2 separate regions of the Homo sapiens genome follow, and region 1 is linked to region 2. The links are chromatin contacts, found by Hi-C or POLR2A ChIA-PET in ENCODE. All regions are on one chromosome and are shown on one strand. The core of a region is the stretch at or near the end of the contact, and the rest is flanking DNA. Distances in the headings are between cores, read along the strand shown.

Region 1 (3,774 bases), core at 110-2,609, 560 kb after region 2:
CTGGGAGGCGGAGGTTGCAGTGAGCCGAGATCACACCTCTGCCTGGCGACAGAGCGGAACTCCGTCTAAAAAAACCCGAAAAACTGAAGTCTATTAGTTATGGGGTGTGGGGAGCAGGAGGACGAAACAGCATTCATTAGCGCCCTTTGGGAACTAGGGCGCTTCACCACCTCTGCCCACAGGACTGCTAAACAGAAGAACATCAGGCCCAGCACTACTGTCACTGTCATTCAGAATCGAGTGCTGCGTTCACTGAATCTCAGGAGGAAGGAAAGTGGCAAGGGCAGAGGGAGCAGTGTGCAATGGTTTTTACACTTGTTCCCAGCGATTTGCAGAAAAAAGCAGGTGCACCGAGTGATCCTCCACGTCACTTTTCTTTTGCAAGTAGGAACTCAGAAGTTTGCCGATTTCAGTTGATCTTTCTAGAAAAAAAGAGAAACACACAAAATGCAAGTGAGATCAGGCTTTCCCTCTATATTACAATATAGTTTGGACTGAATTTCTCCCGGACTCAAGTCTCACGTTGAATTTTACTTTACTAAATCTCTAGACAGGCTTGGATCTTCTGCGGAAGCCAAAGGAATTTCTCTGAGCAATAACAGCAATCTGCAAACAAGCTGGGATGAAAAATGCTTTAGGAAAAAAGAACTCGGGTAGAAAGTAGAGACTTCAAAGAAAGCATTTATAAAATTTGTGGACTGGGTGGCCAAAGATTAAGGTCAATGCTTCACTTGAAAACTTTTAAATATATGCTATAAAACCCCTGAAAGCGCGAACAGCCATCAAACAAAACACAACACCAGAAAAACCCACAAAAACGAGACATGGATTACAAAAGAGCTGGAGGAGACTTTTGGGGGAGACACCACGGTTTCGCGCGGGTTTACACGTCAGTCATCACCATACCCCGCACTTAAAGACACGCAGCGTGGACCGGGCGCGGTGGCGCGCGCCTATGTTCCCGGCTACCCGGGAGGCTGAGGCGGGAGGATCGCTTGAGCCCGGGAGGTCCAGGCTGCCGTGGGCCGAGATGGCGCCACTGCACTCCAGCCTGGGCGACACAGGGAAAGCCCGTCTTTCAAAATAAAAACCGCACAGTTCACAGCACGCCAGCCGCAGACAACGAAGCGGAGCAAAGAGCCCCTGGGAAGGCAGAGGCACCGAAGGCCGCGGCGCACCCCCCGCCGCGCGCACCCACCCGGGAACCGGAGCAGTTCGGCGCGGTGGCCCGCGGCGCACAGCGCTTCCACCAGCTTGCGGCTCTGCGTGCTCTTCCCGGCGCGGTCCACGCCCTCCAGCACTATGAGAGCCCCGCGCCGGGCCGCCATGACTGTCCACCGCCCGCCGCTGGCGTCTCCACGCAGCCTTCCGGAGCTCCCATTGGCCGGCGTCAACAGCGCGCGCCGTGATTAGCTAGTATTTCCCGGCCTCGGCCAAATTCGAAGGGATTGGCCGGGGCCGGGGCGAGGACGACGCGCGGTGGGACCGACACCCGCGCCTGCGCCCTGGGCCGCGCCGCCACTGGAGCCGTGTCCTGGGCTTCCGGGGCGGAAACTGGGGCCCCGTGTCCCGTGCGGGCCTCCGTCCTCGGGCGAGCAGGGCCCTTCGCTCCGGGAGGGGAGGTGACGCGGCGCGGGCTGGACGGCCGGAGACGCGGGGTCAGGGCGCGGACGAGGGGAGCGCAGGGTCGGAGGGGCTCCCGGACGCTGCCCGCCCAGCGTCGGCTCTCGTTGGCCCCTGGCTGCGCGCAGCGGGCCCGACTCTCAGGGCCCTGCGGTGCCCGCTGCCAGCGTGAGGGCTCCGGTCACGCGGCGCGCGAGACGAACGAGCGAGATGCTTCCCGAAGCGCGGGGCCCAGTGCAGGGGCTCAGCCGGGGCTCCTCCCAAAGCTCACCTGGAGCCCAGCACGACTGCGTTCTGGAAACGCTGTGTTTGACAGCAGGGGCAGGATGGGGGGCTGTGTAGACGCTGGCCACGTGGCAATTGTAGGAGAACCATGGGATCGATAAATGTTCACTGTTGTCCCTGAAGCGCAAAACTGCAGGGCTCTGGAAAGTCCGTGTGTGTGTTTTTGTTGTTTTTGTTTGTTTGAGACAGAGTCTCGCTCTGTCACCCAGGCTGGAGTGCGGTGGCGCGATCTCTGCTCACTGCAACCTCCGCCTCCCGGGTTCAAGCGATTCTCCTGCCTCAGCCTCCCGAGTAGCTGGGACTGCAGGCGGCCGCCACGACGCCCGGCTAATTTTTTGTATTTTTAGTAGAGACGGGGTTTCACCGTGTTAGCCAGGATGGTCTTGATCTGACCTCGTGATCTGCCCGCCTCGGCCTCCCAGAGTGCTGGGATTACAGGCGTGAGCCACCGCGCCTGGCCGAAAAGTCCGTTTTAAAAGATGATGTATACAAATTATAGCACGGAGAGGGAACGGGCAAGTTGTTTCCTCTTTCCATGCCTCCAACTCCTCTGAAATGTGGGTCATGATGATAATAGGAAAAACTGTCTCTGCCATAGAGAGGTGGAAAAAGTCCCGCGAAGTGTCCCCGGTATCTAGAAAGCGCTCAGTAGTGTTTGCTGTTATCTTAGGGATATCAGGCTGCCTGGACATTTCTCAGGTGAGACTTTTTGTTATTTTAGATATCTAAAATACTACTATCTATATGTGCCATATTGTCAGTTGTCAGCTAGACATCACTTTCTCTGCTTAGCAGAAGAAATGGTAGGAACTGCATTTCCCAGAATCATCTGTGTAGCCCTGGATTACAGTCTACCAGACGAGGCACTCTTACCTTTCGAGGCGATTATTCTTGGGAGGCACCCTCAGCCAGAAATATAGATGAAATTCAAAGCTGTTCTGTTTTCAGAACCACCTGCCTCTGATGTAGACCAAGAAATTGCTGGTAGCTTTCTAAGTGTTGAGTTTGCATTGGTTTTTTCCCCATGAGCTCTTGAGACCACCACCCACTTCAGTGCTTTGGGCTGAGGTCATTGGCAACAATTTCCCGGACTTTACTCCCAGCATTTGTGTAAGCTCGCGATTATATTATCATTGCATACCTAGAGTAGCTTTATGTTTTCCAGACTGAAGCCTCCCCAATTCAGTTTGGGGTTCTGGAAGGATATGGGTTATATTGTTATTACCAGTTATGCCCTTTCTTCCTTTTTAATTTACTTTTATTGCTTTTATTTTATTTGAGACGGAGTCCTGCTCTGTCCCCCAGGCTGGAGTGCAGTGGCGCGATCTCAGCTCACTGCACCCTCCACCTCCCGGGTTCAAGCTATTCTCCTGCCTCAGCCTCCTGAGTAGCTGGGATTACAGGCGCCCACCACCACGCCCGGCTAATTTTTGTATTTTTATTTTATTTTTTTGAGATGGAGTCTTGCTCTGTTGCCCAGGCTGGAGTGCAGTGGCGCAATCTTGGCTCACTGCAAGCTCCACCTCCCGAGTTCATCCCATTCTCCTGCCTCAGCCTCCCCACTAGCTGGGACTACAGGTGCCCACCATCATGCCCGGCTAATTTTTTTTGTATTTTTTAGTAGAGACGGGGTTTCACCGTGTTAGCCAGGATGGTCTCGATCTCCTGACCTCATGATCCGCCCATCTCAGCCTCCCAAAGTGCTGAGATTACAGGCGTGAGCCACTGCGCCCGGCCAATTTATTTTTTAATTTAATTTTTTTTTTGAGACGGAGTTTCTGTCTTGTGGCCCAGAGTGGAGTGCAATGGCATGATCTTGGCTCACTGCAACCTCCACTTCCCGGGTTCAACCTATTCTCCTGCATC
Region 2 (2,520 bases), core at 1-2,500:
ACTGCCTACATCTGGATCGGAGCCCACTGCCAAGGAAGAGGGTGTCTCTCTGAGTTCAGACGTAGCACAGGAACAATTTGATGACGTTTGGTCTGTCTGGTCACTGAAAAAGAGTTCCTTGAGGTTCCAGGAAAACGAATTCACATCAACCTCCTGGGCCTCCACTGCTTCCAGGCCCCCAGGGAGGTCCGTGGCCAAGGCATAGCAGGCTGAGGAGCTGCCCGTGCAGCCACCGCACAGGTCTCTGCCTCCCAGATCGCAGGACGACACAGGAGCGGTGACAGCCTGGCACTCTGTCGGAACGAGTTCGGCGTGGGGGACATCCAGGGCTCCTGCAAGGCTCAACTGGGACAGCTGCTCCTTAATCAAGCAGGTCTGCAGCTCTTCTCGGTCGTTTTCCACTCCCAGCCACGGCTCATCTAGAGTAGGTGTCCCAAACGAGAGGCCTGCCATCCCAGAGGGGCTGGGGGCCAAGTCCTGGCTTCGCCACCACAAGCCCCATTCACTCCCATAGCAAGGGCAGTGCATCAGGAGGCTGCCCCCCGCCAGCTGACCCTTGGCCTGGGGCTTGGCCACGGCAGCCCCAGCCCAAAGGTCTGAACCGCTGGGACCACTGACTCCCATCCGCTCTAGCTGGGCCTTCTGACACAGGCCACACATGCCAGCATCACTGCCCCCATCCTCAGCTGGGACTGGAGCTTCAGAATCTTCGCAGGAAGCAAATGGCTTCACATCCACTGGTTCAGACCTGCTTTCTCCCAGAAGATCCTGTCCGGGGCTCTCTATTGCCACAGGTTCCTCTCTCCCCAAGGCAGTGATTTGCTGGTCCTTGGGCAGCGCCTGTTCACCGTGCACTGGCAGGCTTCCTTCTGGGACATTGTCCACCCTGGGGATAATGACATGGGTGACCATCATGTAGGGCCACAGATGAGTCAAAAGGAGAGATTGCACCGATTCTCCATTAGAACTAAGTACAAAGCATTTAATGCCACCAATTTATAACAAGAAAAAGACCAAATTTTGTGACCAAGTTAAAAAATAAAGCACTTAGTCTCAAATTTCTCCAAATTAAGTCCACATTTAGAAATGATTTTGCAGAGAATGCTACCAAAAGCCCAACAGTAAAGTACAGGAGAACTTGCCAATGCTTTGGTCAGCGCTCTCGCTTCATCTCAGGGCCCCCAAACCCCCCGTCAGCCGTGCAGCCTAGCCTCGGCCCCACCTGCAAGGGGAAGTCCGTGCTGCTGCCTTGAGGAGGTGTGAGAGGAAACGAGAGAGAGATTGGAGAGTCCCTGGTAAACTCCACAACAGTAAAAAAACAACTGATTGACTACAAACACCATCCGATTTCACAGCCGACTAGGGAAATGGCTCTCAGATTTGGGAAATGGCTCTCAGATGGGGCCCACACAGAAGGGGCCAGGGGCCAGGGGGCCGGGCGTGGTGGCTCACGCCTGTAATCCCAGCACTTTGGGAGGCCGAGGTGGGCAGATCACTTGAGGTCAGGAGGTTCGAGACCAGACTGGCCAACATGGCAAAGTCCTGTCTCTACTAAAAATACAAAAATTAGCCCGGTGAGGTGGCAGGCACCTATAATCCCAGCTACTTGGAGGCTGAGGCAGGAGAATGGTTTGAGCCTGGGAGGCAGAGGTTGCAGTGAGCTGAGATTGTACCAGCTCACTGGTGAGATGGGTGACAGAGTGAGACTCCGTCTCAAACACAAACAAAAAAAGAAGGGGACACGGGCCGAAAAAGAGAGAGGAGGCTGGTGAGGGCGGCTCCTAAGAGGTGGCACACAATGTCCTCCAGCATTCAGCACATGGTGACCCATGAGGAGGCTGCCACAGTCCAGACAGGATGATCACAGAGCCAAGGGACCCAGGCCTCCTGTCAGCCCAGCCACTGGCCTCCACATGACAGACTGACACTGGGCACCAGATGCACAGAATGTGACCGCACCACCTCACTCGGGGACAGACACACAGGTTAACATCAGCAACCTAATAAAGGTATACCAGAGGCTCAGAAAGAGGACAGGATCGGGCACAGTGGCCCACACCTGTAATCCCAGCACTGTGGGAGGCTGAGCCCAGGAGTTCGAGACCAGCCTGGGCAACATAGTGAGACCTCGTCTCTACAAAACATTTAAAAATTAGCCAGCGTGGTGACACACACCTGTAGTCTCAGCTACTTGGGAGGCTGAAGCGGGAACCTCGCTTGAGCACAGGAGTCTAGGCTGCAGTGAGCTGTGATCGCACCACTGCACTCCAGCCTGGGCAATGGCCAAGACCATCTCAAAAAAAAAAAGACGGAAGAGGAAGGATACAACCCAAGGGTGGGTTCCACAGAGAAAGGGATTGTGAGCCAAGTTCTGAGGAAAAGCAGTTTTCTGAGGGGAACTGAGGGGGAGGCTGAGGGTCTGCGTCTGCCTGCCTCTCTCCCTCCATGTCTCCCGCCTCTCTCCCTCCATGTCTCCCATCTCTCTCTCCCCTGTACCTCCCTCTCCCGCTCTCCATCCAT

The links. Hi-C counts contacts between places; a loop is a spot of excess contacts on that map. ChIA-PET counts read pairs that join two places held with the same protein, here RNA polymerase II (POLR2A). Pooled maps may share reads with other maps.
Region 1: a pooled map shows a loop between it and region 2 (3-fold over the local background). The contact joins the promoter of DTYMK here to the enhancer-like site in region 2. A Hi-C loop is called at or near these places in 2 of 50 pooled maps. POLR2A ChIA-PET finds 5 or more read pairs at or near these places in 3 of 52 experiments (H1, RWPE1 and naive thymus-derived CD4-positive, alpha-beta T cell).

What each region holds. Positions count from the first base shown.
Region 1 is chr2:241,685,456-241,689,229 of GRCh38, forward strand. DTYMK (deoxythymidylate kinase) reads right to left here and starts at 1,360. Exons shown (of 5, transcript NM_012145.4): 1 at 1,199-1,360; 2 at 314-422. The coding sequence starts at 1,328. It also overlaps a transcript of ING5 not described here. RefSeq lists silencers at 950-1,259, 1,307-1,569, 1,320-1,849.
Region 2 is chr2:241,126,566-241,129,085 of GRCh38, forward strand. PASK (PAS domain containing serine/threonine kinase) reads right to left here. Exons shown (of 18, transcript NM_015148.4): 10 at 1-886. Among named protein-coding and RNA genes, the nearest start is that of PASK, 22 kb to the right of the region's middle. RefSeq lists enhancers at 91-260, 724-893, 1,107-1,416 and a silencer at 1,557-1,606. Within about 2 kb of position 1,251, at least 7 of the 41 ENCODE cell types and tissues checked have a DNase peak (open chromatin) inside an H3K27ac peak, as active enhancers do.